Linked DNA regions of Homo sapiens: region 1 is linked to region 2. Evidence: read pairs that join two places in POLR2A ChIA-PET (ENCODE). Cell type or tissue: GM12878. All regions are shown on one strand. Links, peaks and the distances in the headings refer to the core of each region. The heading gives the core; the rest is flanking DNA. Region 1 holds the start of LINC01857 (long intergenic non-protein coding RNA 1857). Region 2 overlaps CCNYL1 (cyclin Y like 1).

Region 1 (8,000 bases), core at 1-8,000, 56 kb after region 2:
ATGGAAGTTCCTCAAAAAATTAAAAATATACTTAACATATGATCCAGCAATTCTACTTCTAGCTACATATCCAAAAGAATTGAAAGCAGGATTTCAAAGAGATATAGTATTTGCACACCCGTGTTCACAGCGGCGTTATTCACAATAGCCAAGATGTGGAAACAACCTAAATGCCCATCGATAGATGAATGGATAAAGAAAATGTGTTATGTACATACCAAGAAATATTATTCAGCCTTAAAAAGGAAAGATATATAGTATTTGCACACCCATGTTCACCCCGGCATTATTCACAATAGCCAAGATGTGGAAACAATCTAAATGCCCATCGATAGATGAATCGATAAAGAAAATGTGTTATGGGCCGGCGTGGTGGCTCAGGCCTGTAATCCCAGCCGAGGTTGGTGGATCACGAGGTCAGGAGTTGGAGACCATCCTGGCTAACACGGTGAAACTCCGTCTCTACTAAAAATACAAAAAAATAGCCGGGCATGGTGGCGAGCGCCTGTAGTCCCAGCTACTTGGGAGGCTGAGGCAGGAGAATGGCAAGAACCCAGGAGGCGGAGCTTGCAGTGAGCCGAGATCACGCCACTGCACTCCAGCCTGGGCGACACAGCAAGACTCCATCTCAAAAAAAAAAAGAAAAAAGAAAATGTGTTATGTACGTACCATGAAATATTATTCAGCCTTAAAAAGGAAGGAAATGCTGACACATGCTACAACATAGATGAGCCTTGAGGACATTATGCTATGTGACATAAGCCACAAAAGACAAATACTGTATGATTTCACTTATATGAGGCATCTAAAGTAGTCAAACTCATAGAAACAAAAAGTAGAATGGTGGTTGCCAGCACCTGATGAGAAGGGGAAGTGGGGAGTTGTTTAATGGGTGTAGATGGCCGGGCGCAGTGGCTTATGCCTGTAATCTCAGCACTTTGGGAGGCCGAGGCGGGTAGATCACGAGGTCAGGTGTTTGAGACCAGCCTGGCCAATATGGTGAAACCCCATCTCTACTAAAAATACAAAAATTAGCCGGGCATGGTGGTGAGCGCCTTACTCTCAGCTACTTGGGAGGTTGAGGCAGGAGAATCGCTTGAACCCAGGAGGTGGAGGTTGCAGTGAGCCAAGATCATGCCACTGCACTCCAGCCTGGGCAACAGAGCAAGACTCTGTCTCAAAAAAAAAAAAAAAAAAAGGTGTAGGGATTCAGCTTTGCAAGATGAAAAGCTTCTGGAAATCTGTTGCATCACAATGTAAATTTACTTAACACTACTAAACTGTACACTTAAAAATGATTAAGATGGCAAATTTTACGTTGTGCGTTTTTTTGTTGTTGCTGTTGTTTGTTCTACCACAATTAAAAAAAATACCCATTCTTAGGATCCAAGTAATTTCTTTTTTTTTTTCTTGAGATGCAGTCTTGCTCTGTTGCCTAGGATGGAGTACAGTGGCACGATCTTGGCTCACTGCAACCTCTACCTCTTGGGTTCAAGGGATTCTCCTGCCTCAGCCTCCCAAGTAGCTGGGACTACAGGCATGTGCCACCAGGCCTGGCTAATTTTTGTATTTTCAGTACAGACAGGTTTCACCGTGTTGGACAGGCTGGTCTCGAACGCCTGACCTCATGATGTGCCCGCCTCAGCCTCCCAAAGTGCTGGGATTACAGGCATGAGCCGCCGTGCCTGGCTGATCCAAGCAATTTCAATTTAATGTCTCTAAGGGAGCAGGGAGCAAATTCCCTTTGTTCTCTGCCTGGGTATTTCTGGATCTTTTTTAAAGCTTCCCAGATAATTTTTTATATACAGCCAAGGTGAAAGTAATTGAAGTCTGCATTTCCTTTAAGAAACTTACCTAAGGCCGGGCGCGGTGGCTTATGCCTATAATCCCAGCAGTTTGGGAGGCCGAGGCGGGTGAATCACCTGAGGTCAGGAGTTTGAGACCAGCCTCAACATGGAGAAACCCCGTCTCTACTAAAAATACAAAATTAGCCGGGCATGATGGTGCATGCCTGTAATCCCAGCTCCTCAGGAGGCTGAGGCAGGAGAATTGCTTGAACCCAGGAGGCAGAGGTTGCGGTGAGCCGAGATCATGCCATTGCACCCCAGCCTGGGCAACAGAGTGAAACTCCGTCTCAAAAAAAAAAAAAAAGGAACTTACCTAAGGCCGGGCGCAGTGGCTCACGCCTGTAATCCCAACACTTTGGGAGGCTGTGCGGGCGGATCACCTGAGGCCAAGAGTTCGAGACCAACCTGGCCAACATGGTGAAAACCCTTCTCTACTAAAAATACAAAAATTAGCAAGCTGTAATGGTGCACTTCTGTAATCCCAGCTACTCAGGAGGCTGAGGCAGAAGAATCGCTTGAACCTGGGAGGCAGAGGTTGCAGTGGCCTGAGATAGTGCCATTGCACTCCAGCCTGGGCAACAAAGTGAGACTCCGTCTCCAAAAAAAAAAAAAAAAAAAAAATTCATACAGGCCCAGGCGTTGAGGGAAGCTCAGCTTCTTCACTCACTGTATGTGACAGCTGGGGCCTCACTTCTCAACTTGCAATGGACAAAGCGCAGTGGAGCTTCTTAACCTGGATGGCAGAAGAGAGAAGAGAGATGGATTTGCAGATGCATTCATGTGGAGACAGCTATCTTTAAACTTATATTGTGCCATTATAAATGAGAACAACAACAGCCTTCCGTGGGTTAGAATGGGGAAGTTGAATAATTTCAATAATTTAAAACAAAGCAGTAAGTCAAAGTCAAAGACTCCTAAAAGGATTTTAATTACTGCAAGAGTATAGAGTCCCTTCAAACAGGCTCCCTTTCTAAAAACACAGCAATCCTAGCTCTGGGGAATAAATGTAGTACTGACTGAAACCACAAATGATGACTGAGAGTGAAAAAAAGAGCTATGTAATTTAAATAAGCATTTTCTTTTAAAAGTATCTATTTTTTTAAAAGAAAGAAAAAATATTTCAAAATATGTTTGTTGGCCTATCCTCAATCTACAGACACATTCATAGACATTTCTCTCAAGGTTCTCCCCGAAGAAAGACACCATCTCCCAGACAAGAAGAAATTATATTTTGCAAGGTTTTGAATGAGAACACGCCTCCAAATCAAACATGTGTGTTGTCTTAATGATTAAAATAGTCTCTTGTTTTACAAAGGCAGATTTGATCTTTCTATCAAATAAAGCATGTTTTGATGATTAAAATGTTTGTAAACACAGCAGTAGTCAGAAAGAACACTTTCATTTGTTGAATCCATTTTTCCTCTATCTCTTCTTTCCTTTCTTCCTTGAGTTGCCCATAAGGGCCAGGCAGGTGGTGCAAAATAGCGGAAACTGTTAGATGCAAGAGTAGGGATGCTGGGGTGGTGATGAACTGGAGAGTGCGGGCTCCATCTGCAACGAGAAGCCACTGGTCAGCAAGAGCCAATGGGTGCCTTGCAGGAATGCTGGCCCAGTGCTAAGAGATTATCCTGTTACTCAAATAAGCCAGAATTCTTCATATTCATATGAAACCTCTCAGGTTCCAAATGGTTGCAATCCATTTAAACATTTGTTTAAACCAGGCAAGCCAACAGTGAGTGACCAGATTGCAGTCTTTGACTTAACCTGTTTAAGCTCAACTTTCTCATCTAGATCAAGGGGCTACAATACAGAAAATACTTTTTAAAAAATAATAAAAGCTGAACTCGTTGAGTCCTTACTTTGTGCTAGACAGTGTTTCAAATACTTCATAAATATTAATTCATGGCCGGGTGTGGTGGCTCACGCCTGTAATCCCAGCACTTTGGGAGGCTGAGATCGAGACCATCCTGGCTAATACAGTGAAACCCCGTCTCTACTAAAAATACAAAAAATTAGCCTGGCGTGGTGGTGGGTGCCTGTAGTCCCAGCTACTTGGGAGGCTGAGGCACGAGAATGACGTGAACCCGGGAGGCAGAGCTTGCAGTGAGTGTCTCTCTGCCTGGATATTTCTGTATCTTTTTTAAAGCTTTCCAGATAATTTTTTATATACACACAGACACACATACATAAAGGCTGGGCTCAGTGGCTCAGGCCTGTAATCTTAGCACTCTGGGAGGCCAAGGTGGGCAGATTGCTTGAGCTCAGGAGTTTGAGACCAGCCTGGGCAACATGGTGAGACATTGTCTCTATAAAAAATACACACACACACACACACACGCACGCACACAAATTAGCTGGGCATGGTGGTGCGTCCCAGCTACTCGGGAGGCTGGGCAACAGAGTAAGACCCTGTTTCAAAAAAAAAAGAATCTAGTTTTGCCCAAAGTGAGAATCTGCACAGCAAGCAACACCCTTCCCCTCCCCCTCTTCACACCCAAAACTTATCCCCTATGTCCCTCATTTTATTGAAATAAATAATTCCTGGCAGCAGTGCTCTGCAGGCCTAGGCTAGGCTCTGTGTGGGGAATCAAGGACGAATCAGACATAGAATTGCCCTGCAGTAGTTCGCTGTTGTCAGGAGAAAAAGACAAGAAATAACAGTAGCAAGAGAGAGAAAGGGGAAAGTGTCATAAGGAACACAGCTAAAGTGTTGCAGAAATTTAGAGAAGAGAGATTACTTCCAGCTGCACCCTTAATCACATACTGCCTCACATCTCTTGTATTATTGTCTTGTCTGGTTATTAATTCCTGTATCATTAAACAACAGCAAACCAGTCACACTGAATAATTAATGGTGTTGCTTCTTCCTCCACATCCAGATCATCAGCTCCTCCAAGTCAGGATTGGAGACTCTGATAGGCACATTTCAGAGGCTAATATCTATAGGCCCCCTCTTTTTTTTTTTTTTTTTTTTTTTTTTAGATGGAGTCTCGCTCTGTCACCCAGGCTGGAATGCAGTGGTGCAATCTCGACTCACTGCAACCTCCACCTCCTGGGTTCAAGCAATTCTCCTGGCTCAGTCTCCTGAGTAGCTGGAATTATAGGCATGCACCATCTTGCCTGACTAATTTTTGTATTTTTAGTAGAGATGGGGTTTCACCATATTGGCCAGGCTTGTCTTGAACTCCTGACCTCAAGTGATCCACCTACCTCAGCCTCCCACAGTGCTGGGATTATAGGTGTGAGCCCCAGCGCCCAGCCTATCTATAGCCTTAAGAATACCTGCTTCAGCAGAAGAGACCACCAATAAAATGTTATGGGAATAAAGCCTGTAACAATATAGTCCTTTATTAGCTTACTAATATTTCTTCAATGCATTCAACAAAATAGGAAATTCAAAGTGATAAATAGAAGACTGCTTTTCGGCTGGCTGCGGTGGCTCACACCTGTAATCCTAGCACTTTGGGAGGCCGAGGCGAGCGGATCACCTGAGATCGGGAGGTCGAGACCAGCCTGACCAACATGAAGAAACCCTGTCTCTACTAAAAATGCAAAATTAGCCGGGTGTGGTGGCGCATGCCTGTAATCCCAGCTACTGGGGAGGCTGAGACAGGAGAATTGCTTGAACCTGGGAGGCAGAGGTTGCAGTGAGCCGAGATCGTGCCATTGCACTCCAGCCTGGGCAACGAGAGCAAAACTCCATCTCAAAAAAAAAAAAAAAAAAAAAAGACTGTTTTTCCCTATAGTCACCTTTTTTTTAATTCTAGTGGGAGAAAATGTCTTCTTATTGGTGTTTCCTGGTTCCAGTGATGGATATCTCAGTTGGGTTTGTTCCCTCCTCTTGGCTACACAGAAATGTCAAATAAAGGTGACTAACTGTAATAGTAAATACACCTTGGGTGTTTAGACTGTTTTTATATAGTAATCTGAGACTCTTCTGAGAGCTTTTGTGTGTGCACCACCAGAGTATTGCCTTTTGGCATCATTTCCAAGTCTTTCCGAAAAACATGCTATGTTTCCTTTTTTCGTTTCTGATTTTTAAATGACAGATGGTTAGGAAAGGTCTTCTTTACTCTTATAATTATTTTCCCCAGTTTTTCTCCATTAAACAGCAATTACTCTCATGCATAATCTTCTTAAGTAGTTACTTTCTAGCTCCTGAAGAGCATAATCACCATGAATGTATTCATCTTATGCACTTCCTGGTTTTTCTCAGCGTGAAACTTCTACTGAATATAATTTGTACCACAGTAACTAACATGGACACTTAAACATGTTTGGTAGTTAACTTTTTATAAGCAGACCAAATTTTTAGATGAAACATTCATCTGTTTTACAAAGGGTCGTTTTCCTGGAATCTATCCAAAAGTACCTTCAAAGGGAAATTAGAAATATGACCACCGTATTTTAAATATTTTCCAAGGGAGTGGTGGAGTGAGAAAAATCTTTTTCCTCTGGCTTAAATTATCTCACATTATACCATGCTAAGCAGTTTACAAAACATGCAAATTATCTGCTTTGCAGAGAAGTAAAACCCCTTGTAAATTTATTTTTTCATGCTAGCAATATCAAAAACAATTTAACTTACACTATGCCAAACAAATCTTATTCTTATTAATTAATTAATTAATTAATTTGAGATGGAGTTTTGCTCTGTTGCCCAGGTTGGGGTGCAGTGGCATGATCTCGGCTCACTGCAACCTCCGCCTCCTGGGTTCAAGTGATTCTCCTCCCTCAGCCTCCCAAGTAGCTGGGATTACAGGCATTGTCACCATGCCTGGCTAGTTTTCATATTTTTAATAGAGACAGGGTTTCACCATGTTGGCCAGGCTGGTCTCAAACTTCTAACCTCAGGTGATCCACCTACCTCGGCCTCCCAAAGTGCTGGAATTACAGGTGTGAGCCACAGCACCTGGCCCCCCAAAAACTTGAGATTTAACAGTTAAACATATAAATCAAGTCATAACAAAGTAGTGAAAACAGAAACAAGCAGTTATGATATCTTCAGAAGAATTATAACTTATCTAAAAGCTTGGAAACAGTAAATGAAATATCAAAAGACAAAAACAAGAGATTTGATAATTTGTGAATTGTAATATTAAAGGCGATTTTGGCAGGCCATATTATTTTACCAGAAGCCACTCATGATGAATTTAGAAGAAATTTTATTCTTGGCATTTGGCATTCAGTGATGTCTACATTTTACAAATAATCTCAAAAGCGAATGAGACACAAAATTTTTTGCTTTTGTTGTTGAGTGTCAAAGTTTGAATTCTGTGGAAGGCATAGTATCCCTTAGTCTCTCAATAAAAAGTAGGCCGAGTGCAATGGCTCACACCTGCAATCCCGGCACACTGGGAGGCTGAGATGGATAGATCACCTGAGGTCAGGAGTTCAAGACCAGCCTGGCCAACATGGTGAAACCCCACCTCTACTAAAAATACAAAAATTAGCCGGGCATGGTGGTGCACATCTGTAATCTCAGATACTTGGGAGGCTGAGGCAGGAGAATCGCTTGAACCTGGGAGGTGGAGGTTGCAGTGAGCCAAGATCACCCCACTGTACTCTACCCTGGGTGACATAGTGAGACTCTGTCTCAAAAAAAAAGTATCCTATCTGACCCCCCATCTTAGTCTGTTTCTGCTGCTATAACAAAATACCACAGACTGAGCAATTTATTTTTAAAAACCCCAGAAATCTATTTCTTACAGTTCCGAAGGCTGGGAAGTCCAAGATGAAGGCACCAGCAGGTTTGTTGCCTGGTGAGGGCCCAGTGTTTGCTTTCATGAACACTGCATCCTCAGGAGGGAGGAACACTGTGACCTCACATGGCAGAGGGCAGAAAGGGAAAAGGGCTGAACACAGTTGGTTAAGATTTTTTGTAAGTCAGTCAAGCCTAATGCCACTCACGAGGGCTCCACTCTCATGACTTAATCACCTCTGGAAAGCCCCACTTCTTCTTTTTTTTTTTTTTTTTTTTTTGAGATGGAGTTTCACTCTTGTCACCCAGGCTGGAGTGCAGTGACACCATCTTGGCTCACTGCAACCTCTGCCTCCCAGGTTCAAGCGATTCTCCTGCCTCAGCCTCCCGAGTAGCCAGGACTACAGGTGCATGACACCATGCCCAGGTAATTTTTGTATTTTAGTAGAGAT
Region 2 (12,310 bases), core at 2,670-10,669:
CCCCTGTAGTCCCAGCTACTTGGGAGGCTAAGGCAGGAGAATTGCTTGAACTTGGGAGGTGGGGATTGCAGTGAGCTGAGATCACGCCACTGCACTCAAGCCTGGCAACAGAGCAAGACTCCGTCTCAAAAAAAAGGAAAAAAGAAAAGGTCCATAGCAAGCCATATTAAGCAATTTCAGGATCTCAGGGATACAGAAGGCACTAAAAAGCTTCCGGAGACATGTAAAAACTGGTTACATGAACTGTATCACACAATGGCAACAGATTCAAGAATACTATAATGAGAACATAATAGAGAAATGTCTTCAGAACTATGAAATTTAGAGTGAACCTAGCATTTTATACTCTTATGAAATAGGAAGCTTTGGCTAGGTGCAGTGGCTCACACCTGTAACCCCAACACTTTGAAAGGCTGATGCAGGTGGATGGCTTGAGGCCAGGAGTTTGAGACCAGCCTGAGCAACAGGGCAAAACCCCATCTCTATGAAAAATACAAAAATTAGCTGGACATAGTGGCACATGCCTGTAGTCCCAGTTACTCGGAAGGCTGAGATGGGAGGATCACTTGAGCCCAGTAGGTTAAGGATGCAGTAAGCCAAGACCACACCACTGCCCTCCAGCTTGGGCAACAGAGTGAGACCCTGTCTCAAAAAAGAGAAAAAAAGAAAAAAAAAAAAAAAGGCCAGGTGCAGTGGCTCATGCCTGTAATCCCCACTTTGGGAGGCCAAGGCGGGCAGATCACCTGAGGTCAGGAGTTCGAGACCAGCCTGGCCAACATGGTGAAACCCCGTCTCTATTAAAAATACAAAAATTAGCTGGGCGTGGTGGCAGGCGCCTGTAATACCAGCTACTTGGGAGGCTGACACAGGAGAATCGCTTGAACCCGGGAGGCAGAGGTTGCAGTGAGCTGAGATCGCACCACTGCACTCCAGCCTGGGGGACAAGAGCAAGACTTTGTCTCAAAAAAAAAAAAAAAAGAGAGAGAGAGAAAGAAATAGGGGAGGTTTTCAGACAGGCTAGATCTCTAAATATGTCTGTCTATGGGCCCTTTCCCAGGAAAATGTACTCCGGTAAAACTAGGAAGGATAACAAGATAGAGGGAAACACAGAATCTAGGATTTAGGGGACCCAACACAAAAGGACAGTTATGTGAGATCCCAGATGACTTCAGAGAGATATCCCAGGAAAACAGGCACAGAACAGTCTTAGGAAAAACCCGTCTATATTTGAAGAGGATGACAAAAGGCTGAGGAAAGCTGTCTCCAAGAGAAAAATGGAACAGATGTGTTTTAGTAGATGGAAAACATTTTTGATAGGCATGTGGCAAATGCTACAACATTTGGGGGGAAAAATAGCTGTTAGAAAACAGCCAAATGAATATAGTCAGGAAATTAATTCCACACACACAAAAAAAAAGACATGAAAGCAAGGAGACCAGCCAAGGGTTACTACTGCATTTGGCTGTGTGAGCTAGTGGAGGCTAGGAAGAGACGTGCAGACACGCCCAGATTTCAGAAATATTTAAGAGAAACAAAGGATGTACAAGGAGAAGACAGTGAGAATAATATATGACTCAGCAGTGAATAATATCTGTATAATCATAACAATGTAAACATCAATTACTGATTTAATTAAAAATGTGATATATATGGGAGAAATAGAGGGAAGAAAATAAGGTCACGGTGGAGTGAGGAAGCTAAGTTTTCACTTGTTATGACAGGAAGTCAACATATAGTGCTAAAAATGAACTTAGCTATTATAATTTTGTTACTTGATTTTTAAAAAGATTAAAAACTTTAGGCAAAAATATTTAAGGCAGATATTTATACCACAACCAAACTATTGAAATTTAACTTAAATGTCAGAAACCCTTAACAATTGGGTACACTAAGTCAAAGACTTTCCTGCATAAATCTGATTCTCAGCAAAATAGAAATGATTTAGAAAATCCACAAAAAGAGGCTCATACTAACAGTATTGGGTCCCCATTATATTTTTATGGAATCATGACAGACATACTTTTAATTCAACTGTTAATTTCTTAGCTTTCCAACTGTTTACTTACATGGTTCAAATGGTTGCTCTTCCTCTTTTCTCGCACTAAGAATAAAAAAAATTAGCTGATCAATTCTGATACAAATGCCACAGTATAAAAGTAGTTGCTAATCATCTGATTAACAATATACAAAATGAGATAAAATTCCATTTAAAAAATAATTTCCAACAAAATTCATCATTTAAATCATCTGGCAAGATGAATCCCATAAAATAAAATCTAAAAACTTAGTTTTACTTTTTGAACTGACAGATATTCTATTACATGGAAATGAAAGAATCCCTACATAAAAAAGAAAGGGGCAAAACAAATTATGCTAAATGAGAAATTTAGCTAATAGGTTTCCCTGTTGCATATCTGAACCATCATCCAGCAGTATTTTTTAATTCTACATTTACAGGTAGCTTACTTTAATTACCAAGATCTAACACCTGACAGCTCTAAGAACCAGTTTCTGGCTAGGTGCCAATCTCTAGCTGCACCACAATCACTGCAAACATCCTGAACCACTTACTGGTCATCTACTAGTATGTTACTGAAAAAATAAACGGGTCTTTACACAAGTGGAAAGTAAACTTCCTTAAATTTAAATGTTAAAATGAATGTTAACCTAATTGAACATGGTATATTCAGCACATAAAATCATTTTAACAAAGGCCAGAAGAATAAAAGCTCCAAGAGGGACTTGGACCACGCTTTGTTTCCTATACTGCCTCTTCCTTTGATGCTAGACAAGTATCACAAGCACACACTCCTTACCACTGAAGAAAGAGGAGCATGGGATAGCTCTTCTTTTACTGCTTCCACACTCTGTCTGTGTGAGAAGCCTATGGCTCTGAAAGAAACTGAGAAATACAACTATCCTAACCAGAAATGACCAGCTCAAGACAAAGTCCACACGAGCTTCGAAAATGCTGCTTACAACTCCCCTGCTTTGTGTTGTGCTCCATTACTTCAAGTATTATAGAACCCCCACTTCTTGTATTCTTGCTGTTGAAATCAAATGAAAAACCTGGTTGTATATAGCTTTTTAGCAAATAAATTAGGATTTAACATAATTATAAGGAAGATAAACAGGAGTACAGAAAAATACAACAGTTCTGATTCTCATCCTAAAACAAGCAGGACAAGGAAAATGTACGTAAGTTTCACTTGCTGAGGCTAACCTTCTGGGAAACACCATGGGGCATGTTTATATTTACACTACATTAGGATGGAAAAGTTAATAGCTTAAAAGTTCTGAGTAGCATAAATTTGAATGTGATAGGCTCATGTGGTTAGAGCATTGTATAAAAGGAAGCCAAAATCACAGATTCAATCCCTGTATACGAACTGATTTTTTGTTGTTGTTCAAATGAAACCAAGCTGCAGCTTAAATCCTATCATTCATCTTTAAAATGTACTCTTTTGGAGCAAGGGAAAGAGGTCAAAGAAGTATGGAGAAATATGCATAAATCCATGATACTGGCCAGATGGCTCACGCCTGTAATCCCAGCACTTTGGGAGGCTGAGGAGGGCAGATCACGAGGTCAGGAGTTTGAGACCAGCCTGGCCAACATGGTGAAACCCCATCTCTACTAAAAATACAAAAATTAGCCGGACATGGTGGCTCATGCCTGTAGTCCTAGCTACTTGGGAGGCTGAGGCAGGAGAATTGCTTGAACGTGGGAGATGGAGGCTGCAGTGAGCTGAGGCCACATCATTGCACTCCAGCATGGGCAATAAAGGCACTCCAGCCTCTCAAAAAAAAAAAAAAAAATCCATGTTACTAAATCATGTGGCCAATTAATTGTGTTATAAAAAGGTGGCAAAACCTGTAAATAGGTCTACATGTTATTACTAAACAATCACAACTAAAGGAAAGTATATCACATATTAAAATCAGTGAACATATGAAAAGAAAATTTTAAACTAATACATCAGTTCTTCTAAATACCTTCTATAATACATCCAATAAAATAGAAACAGTTTTCAGTCTTTTCCTTGGAAGGAAAAAACAGTATTGTCTTACCATCCGTTTGAGATTTGCTCAGGAAAATTGTGCTTGCCCTTGGATGGTCAGAAGGGTTTGACTCCAAAGCTAAATCTATAGAAGAGGAGGAAAAAGACGTGACACTTTAGGTGAGTAGAAAAGATGATTTCTGAAATAGATACACATCCATTTTAATCACTTTTAACAGTCTTCAGAGAAGTTTTTAGTAATAAATATAAAGGAAATAAAGACAATACAAAAATACTCCTGGGGAATGCAAAATTGTAGAATCTCTCCACACACGTGGAACAAAAACCAGGCTGTGTCAGAGACTTTTAATAAAAAATCTGTGCCTAAATAATCTGGTACAAATGTTAGATGAATCATACGCATGTCCTCCTCCTTCAACTTATCAAATAGAAATATAACCACACTCTCCTCTCTACTGCTATTACTAGCACATTTCAAGAACAATCTCAAGTAGCAAGTGATGCTGTGGCCAGTTACTGTCAGGCACCAGCTCAATACATCAAATATGGTAAAACAAAGAGTTGTTTTTGGCAAATGTTCTTTAGACAATTAAACGGCTAATTCTAACTCCATTCAACAAGTAAACTAATTTAGTTAGCTGTGGTTTTTTGGGGGGCCATTCATCATGGCAGATTTAAGAGGACTGAATGGAAGTTCTGTGTTCTAACATACAGAAACATGTTAGAAAATGATTAACGTTTGCCCTCAATTTCTCACTTCTTCCTTCTAACAGCATGGTTAATTTGGTGTTTCATCAAGAGTACGTTTTAAAGCAGATCTTAGGGCTGTTTCTAAAAAATTTTGCCCCTATCTATGTCAAGATAAACCTGCCTGTAGTCCACCTTGCACCAAAGTTGGATAATATATTTAGGCAAGACTACAAAACAGACTCTTGAATTTTCATGAAACAAACTTTGCCATAATATGGGATAATAAAAATTGTCACGAGGGGAAAAAATAAAAATCTATGATATTCTTCAGCAAGGTCTTTTTTTTTTTTTTTTTTTTTGAGATGGAGTCTCACTCTATTGCCCAGGCTGGAGTGCAGTGGCACGGTCTCAGCTCACTGCAACCTCTGCCTCCAGGATTCAAGCAATTCTCCTGCCTCAGTATCCCAAATAGCTGGGATTACAGGTGCCTGCCACCACGCCGGCTAATTTTTGTATTTTTAGTAGAGACGGGGTTTTACCATGTTGGCCAGGCTCGTCTCAAACTCCTGACCCCAGGTGATCCACCCACCTCAGCCTCCCAAGGTGCTGGGATTATAGAGGTGAGTCACCGCGCCCAGCCCAGCAAGGTCCATTTCAAGCCACTTATCTTAACCAATCTTGTAAGAAACTGGGCCAAGATCCAGAGTAACAGTTAAGGCGATATTTCCCAAAACTACATATTAATATAATTGCTCTACTTTTAAAAAAGCGATTTAGTGGTCAAATGACAATATACTCTATCCCTGGCTCTTACAAAATCAAAACGCACATTGATATACTAAAAACTAATCAGTCTAGTAGTGATTACTGTCTAACTCAGCATTTCACAAATTTATCTACCTAGAATCCTTTTCTCTCTTCCAAGTAATTTGGTTAGAATCTTATATGAACATAATTTTGGGACTTCCTGGTTAAAATGAATTATGAATCATCCATTTTAATAGTACTGCCAGATCACTAAAAACTTACATACCTAAACCAACTGCTTTGTTCTCCATGGAAAGTCCTTCACTCAACTTTTTTAAACTGCTTTTAGAGGAAACTATTCTTATGTAAAAGACCCACACAAAAATTATGTTTGAAGTTTTTCCACATCTTGAAAAGATGACGTGACAATTTTAAGCTATTTGGAAAAATAAAATCATTTGTGCACAAAATGACAGGCAGAGACTTTCACAGCTGCCTCTACCTAAAGCTCCTTTTTTTTTTTTTCCGAGAGAAGAGTCTCACTCTTTCGCCCAGGCTGGAGTGCTGTGGTGCAATCTTGGCTCACTGCAACCTCCACCTCCCGGGTTCAAGTGATTCTCCTGCCTCAGCCTCCCAACTAGCTGGGACTACAGGCACGCATCACCATGCCCGGCTAATTTTTGTATTTTTAGTAGGGACTGGGTTTCACCATGCTGGCCAGGCTGGTCTCAAACTCCTGACCTTGTGATCTGCCCCCCTCGGCCTCCCAAAGTTCTGGGATTACAGGCGTGAGCCACCACACCCAGCCTCTACCTAAAGCTTCTAAAAGGATTCATGACTACTTCCTTTCAAAAAGAAAGCAAATATACTACCATTTGAATCTAAAAAATAACTAATGTTTACAGAAGAAGCCATATTATGAATCAGTACCTATGTCATGATAAAGTTTAATTAGGAATTTTCAATGAAGTCCAGGAAAATTAAGTACCAAAATCAAAGAGGAGCAGGCTTCACACACACACCTCCCCCGCCCCAAATCAAGATGTGCTACTATGTATTTAAATATAAGAAAACCAAGATGTGCTACTGTGTAAATATAAGAAATATCCAAGGCGGCTGGGCATGGTGGCTCATGCCTGTAATCCCAATACTTTGGGAGGCTGAGGCTGGCAGATCATGAGGTCAGGAGTTCGAGACCAGCCTGACCAACCCAGTGAAACCCCATCTCTACTAAAAATACAAAAAAATCAGCCAGGCGTGATGGCGTGCACCTCTAGTCCCAGCTACTCGGGAGGCTGAAGCAGAAGAATCGCTTGAACCCAGGAGGCAGAGGTTGCAGTGAACCAAGATCACACCACTGCCCCCCAGCCTGGTCAACAGAGCAAGACTACATCTCAAAAAAAAAAAAAAAAATCCAAGGCAACTAGGATAACAGAAATGATAAGATATAGAGAAAAAAGCCAAATAAGCCCAAGTAACAAGCTGGCACTCCCTCAACTCAGGGGTTTTAGGGTGGGCATGTGACTTACAGCTGGCCAATCAATTACATTTCTCTTGGGACTTCCCAAGAACCAAAGGAGAAAGGCAGGGCTGTACTCTAGCACTGCTAGCCAGCCAGGAGCTGCCACCGAGGCTGAGGCAGGAGAATTGCTTGAGCTCAGGAGGCAGAGGTTGCAGTGAGCCGAGATGGCGCCACTGCACTCCAGCCTGGCAACAGAGCAAGACTCTGTCTCAAAACAAAAAAAAAAAAAACAAAAAACTCCTAAGAATGTTTGAAACTAGAAGAAATAGTTTTTGATATCATGGTTAGGGGTTATGTATAAAATTGTATTTTAAGACCCACCAGTTTTGTATTATCAATTTAAATTGCAACTTAATTCGAAAGCATGATAGTATGATGGGGGGCAAGTAAGACAAAAAAAAATTAAACTCAGGTCTTAATATAAACACCCCCCTCAGGGGAAGAAATCTGTAAGATCCACTGACATTGAACACTGCTTCTCCTTGAATCTATCAGCCATCTCAATTTCACAGATGTTAATTAAAAATGTAAAAATATGGAACTTAGAATAAATGAAATGCATTATTACTAAAGGCTAAAAGTGTTAAAATTATGCAATTGTAAACTGTAAAGAAATTATTTTTCTTGTCAAAATATTAAAGGGAGAGGGCAGCAACCAAGAAAGTAACTGACAGAAGCAGCATATTTCAGAGAAAGAGATTGAGTTCAACATATTGATTTCAATATATCCCAATTAAACAGGAGACATTGGCAGTTTCTGGGCCAACTGCTGGGCATCTGTTTATTTAAAGGCTTACTGCATTTACTGACCTGCTCTACCATACTGCACACTGTATTAGTCTTACGGTCCATAACACAAACATTTCAAACCTCTCAACTATGATGTAAACGCTGAGATTTTATCTAAGTTCACACGTTCCACCCATCAGGTAAGTCTTACCTGATGGGTCTTGAGCTGCCCTGCCTCATCTGAGGTCACACAGTACCAGCCAAGCTCCAGTCTCATGCTCACTCATGCCTTGCTTTTGCTTTCCTAGCTTCTGACAATCCTAAATCTGGTTTCCGAAACACTGCTCTACCTCCTTCTATGTCAGTGTTCAGTCTTGCTTTAACTTACCTTCACGCCTCAATCTATGTTTTAGTGATCGTGACTGAGCTGTGACATTTCATATGCTATAGTATACCTTTCTCCCTTTGTGTATTTCTTAATAGCACTTAACTCCTTTTTTAGACTTTTAAGAGTATTTCTGGGTGGAGTGCAGTGACTCACACCTGTAATCCCAGCACTCTGGGAGGCTGAGGCAGAAGGATCACTTGAGAACAGTTCAAGACCAGCCTGGGCAACATAACATAGTGAGACCCCCATCTCTACAAAAATTTTTTAAAAGATTAGTTGGGTGTGGAGGCACATGCCTGTAGTTCCAGCTATTTGGGAGGCTGAAGTGGCAGGATAACTTGAGCCCAGGGATTTGAGGTTACAGTGAGCTCTAATGGCACTACTGTGCTCCAGCCTGGGCGACAGGCAGAGTTGTGACCCTGTCTCATACAGAGAAAAGAAAAAAAAAAAAAAAGTCTGGGTTACAAGTACCTCCATTTCATTTTTCATTATCCAATGTTATTATTTTAACTCTAAAGCTTAATTAACTGAAAAAAAGGTGGAAAAAAGGCAGTATCCAAAGAAGCCCATGAGTCATTCTATAAATTCTAATCCTATATGCCATATATCTGAAATTTACATTCTTGATCTACCAAGCCTTTTTTTTTTTTTTTTTTTTTTGAGACGGAGTCTCACTCTACCACCCAGGCTGGAGTGCAGTGGCATGATCTCGGCTCACTGCAACCTCTGCCTCCTGAGTTGAAGCGATTTTTCTGCTTCAGCCTCCCAGGCAGCTGGGACTACAGGCATGTGCCACCACACCCAACTAATTTTTGTATTTTTATTAGAGATGGGGTTTCACCATGTTGGCCAGGATGGTCTCCATCTCCTGACCTCGTGATCCACCCACCTCAGCCTCCCAAAGTGCTGTAGTACAGGCATGAGCCACCACCACACCTGACCATACCAAGTCTTATCTTTTTAAACCTTGGAAAACTCTTAGTCCCAGCTACTTGGGAGGCTGAGGCAAGAGGATCACTTGAGCCCAGGAAGTGGAGGCTGCAGTGAGCTATGATCACACCACTGCACTCCAGCCTCGGCAACAGAGAAAGACCATCTCAAAAACAAAAAACAAATTAAAAAACCTTGGCAAACTCAATTTACACCTCTCAAAGCCTGTCTTCTCATATGTAAAACAAGTATAATTCTTATACTACCTAACTCAAAATATAGTGAGAATAAAATGAAATGCAAGAGCAATTGCTATAAGCCGGGCGCAGTAGCTCACACCTGTAATCCCAGCATTTTGGGAGGCTGAGGTGGGCAGATCACCTGAGGTCAGGAATTCAAGACCAGCCTGGCCAAGATGGCGAAACCCCTTCTCTACTAAAAATATAAAAATTAGCTGGGCGTGGTGGCACATGCCTGTAGTCCCAGCTACTCAGGAGGCTGAGGCATTAGAACTGCTGGAACCCAGGAGGTGGAGGTTGCAGTGAGCTGAGCTCGTGCCACTGTACTCCAGCCTGGGCAACAGAACTAGACTCCATCTCAAAAAAAAAAAAAAAAGCAATTGCTATATACCACATAATGCACAATAAATTATAAAACAAAGTTTTCACAAATTAAAAGCAAAAGTGAACAGTTAGCATTTATTGGAAAGCCCATACCAAAATAACATCTTCAGCAAATATGCACTTTGGCTACCTCTGAAATTAAGGGAAAAACAGTCACACACCACCACCAAGAATTCCTTTCAGTGTTGTTGTTTTAAATAAGCAAATACATATTATTTCATACATTACTGTACATTCTCCTCCTTGTTTTTTTTCATGTAACATATCCTGGATATCTGGGTATCACTCCATAGCAGTAAAGAGAGTTTTTTTTTTTTTTAACAGCTCCATAATTCTCCTCTGTGTGGATATAACAGTTTATTTTACCAATTTCTTACTAGACATATTATTTCCAATATTTAGCTATTGAAAATAATGCAACAAAACCTTATGCACATGTTATTTCATATTTATGGGGTATGCCTTCAGGATAAATTCCTTGAAGTAGGATTTCTGGATTAAATGCATTTGCAATGTTTGAGATTATGCCAAATTCCTCTTCAGGGAGTCAAACCACCTTACATTTTAACCAGCAATACACGAATGCAACTCTTCGCAGCCACACCAAAGAATGTATTGTCAAGTTTTTGGATCTTCTCCCAACAGAAGAGAAATCACAGCACAGTTTTCGTTTGTATTTCTCTTAAGTGTGAAGCTGTGTTTAAGGATCATCTGCATTTATTTTTCTGTGACTTGTCTATTCATCACTTTGCTACCTACTTTTACAGCTAGTCTGATCTTTTTTTTTTTTTGAGACAGTCTCACTGTCACCCAGGCTGGAGGGCAGTGGAGCAATCACAGCTCAATGCAGCCTTGACTTCCTGGGCTCAGGAGATTCTCCTGCCTCAGCTTCTTGAGTAGCTGGGACTATGGGTGTGTGCCACCACACCTGGCTAATTTACTTTTTGTAGAGGCAGGGTCTCAGCACGTTGTCCAGGCTAGTCCCAGCCCACTCCTGGGCTCAAGCAATCCTCCTGCCTCTGCTTCCCAAACTGCTGGGATTATAGGCATGAGCCACCGTCTGATCTTTTTCTTAAACAATTAAAAATATTGGCCGGGCATGGTGGCTCACACCTGTAATCCCAGCACCTTGGGAGGCCAGGGTGGGTGGATCACGAGGTTGGGAGATCGAGACCATCCTGGCTAACACGGAGAAACCCCATCTCTATTAAAAATACAAAAAATGAGCCGGGTGTGGTGGCACGTGCTTGTAGCCCCAGCTACTCGGGAGGCTGAGGCAGGAGAATCGCTTGAACCCAGGAGGCGGAGGTTGCAGTGAGCCAAGATTGAGCCACTGTACTTCAACCTGGGCGACACAGTGAAGATTCCATCTCAAAAAAAAAAAAAAAGAATTAAAAATATTTCCCAGGCTATAATCCTCCAATGGTTTCCTATCACAACTAAAGTCTATATTCTTTGCCAAGGCCCACTATACACACATGGCCTTAACCCACCATAGTCCTGGCATCCTTTTCACTCTTCCGCAGCCACCCTGTGTCTTTCTGTCCTTGGCCAAAAACAAGTTTGCTCCCATTCAAGGAACTCCAAAGTAACTGTCTGTGTGGACCCCTGGCTCTCACCAACCATCCTCACAAGGCTCCCTTCTCACTTTAGGACTGCTCACAGGTCACGTAAGGAGAGCAGCCATCTTTCATCCCCACAACCCCCATGTAACTGTCCTCCTCCCCAATCCATGACCCTATTTTACTTTTCTCCCTAGCACCTCACCACCTAACATTCTTGATTATTCATGTATTATCTATCCCTAGCTCCCTCCAGAATGTAAGGATCAGAGTTAGGATGAGGTTCTGTCTTGTATACCACTGTCTGCCCTAAATCTGGAACACAGCCTGGCCACCTAAAGGTACTCAATAAACATCTGTTTCAGCACACCCAAAACTAGTCAAGTTTCTCCCAGTTTTCCCACATCTTTTAATATTTCTTCTAACATTCTCTCTTGATTTGTCATCTAATCAAATCTTTTAAAGTGGTAAGCATCAAATCTTTTAAAGTGGTAGCTATTCAGAATTAAAGATGCAAGATAGGCTACCAAGAAACAAAAAATATTAAATGATGAATTCTAAAGTCCAGGGAAAAGTCAATGCTAACTCCAATTTGACATAAGAACTTTTTTTTTTTTTTTTTTTGAGATGGAGTCTCGCTCCGTCACCCAGGCTGGAGTGCAGTGGCGTGATCTCGGCTCACTGCAATCTCTGCCTCCTGGGTTCACACCATTCTCCTGCCTCAGCCTCCCGAGTAGCTGGGACTACAGGCGCCCGCCACCACGCCCGGCTAATTTTTTGTATTTTTCGTAGAGACGGGGTTTCACCGTGTTAGCCAGGATGGTCTCGATCTCCTGACCTCGTGATCCACCCGCCTCGGCCTCCCAAAGTGCTGGGATTACAGGCGTGAGCCACCACACCTGGCCCATAAGAACATTTAATACTAAAATATCTTAACTACAAAATGACTCAACCCATAGATTTAACTGAATTCTACAGGGAGGTACAAGGCATCAGTCATCAAAATATGTTTTTATCGGTACCCTTGAAATCAAATGTAATGAGACTGTGTATGATGTTACTAGAAAAGATGCCCAATCATAAAGGATAGGTAAATAAAT

What was found. ChIA-PET counts read pairs that join two places held together with the same protein. Peaks named below come from ENCODE experiments on the same cell type or tissue, not always from the same donor. Only the 100,000 strongest peaks of a DNase experiment are listed, where the experiment ranks them.
Region 1: POLR2A ChIA-PET joins it to region 2 with 10 read pairs; 14 of 35 experiments call an interaction of 5 or more read pairs at or near these places.

What each region holds. Positions count from the first base shown.
Region 1 is chr2:207,662,079-207,670,078 of GRCh38, reverse strand. LINC01857 (long intergenic non-protein coding RNA 1857) reads right to left here and starts at 7,695. Exons shown (of 4, transcript NR_135566.1): 1 at 7,557-7,695; 2 at 2,515-2,580. In GM12878, for the core only: no CTCF peak of the experiment used is centred there; a DNase peak (open chromatin) is centred at 7,698; H3K4me3 peaks cover 1,379 bases; H3K27ac peaks cover 1,313 bases.
Region 2 is chr2:207,716,633-207,728,942 of GRCh38, reverse strand. CCNYL1 (cyclin Y like 1) reads right to left here. Exons shown (of 10, transcript NM_001330218.2): 2 at 4,069-4,143; 3 at 2,067-2,101. Among named protein-coding and RNA genes, the nearest start is that of CCNYL1, 11 kb to the right of the region's middle. In GM12878, for the core only: no CTCF peak of the experiment used is centred there; DNase peaks (open chromatin) are centred at 4,582 and 6,986; H3K27ac peaks cover 263 bases.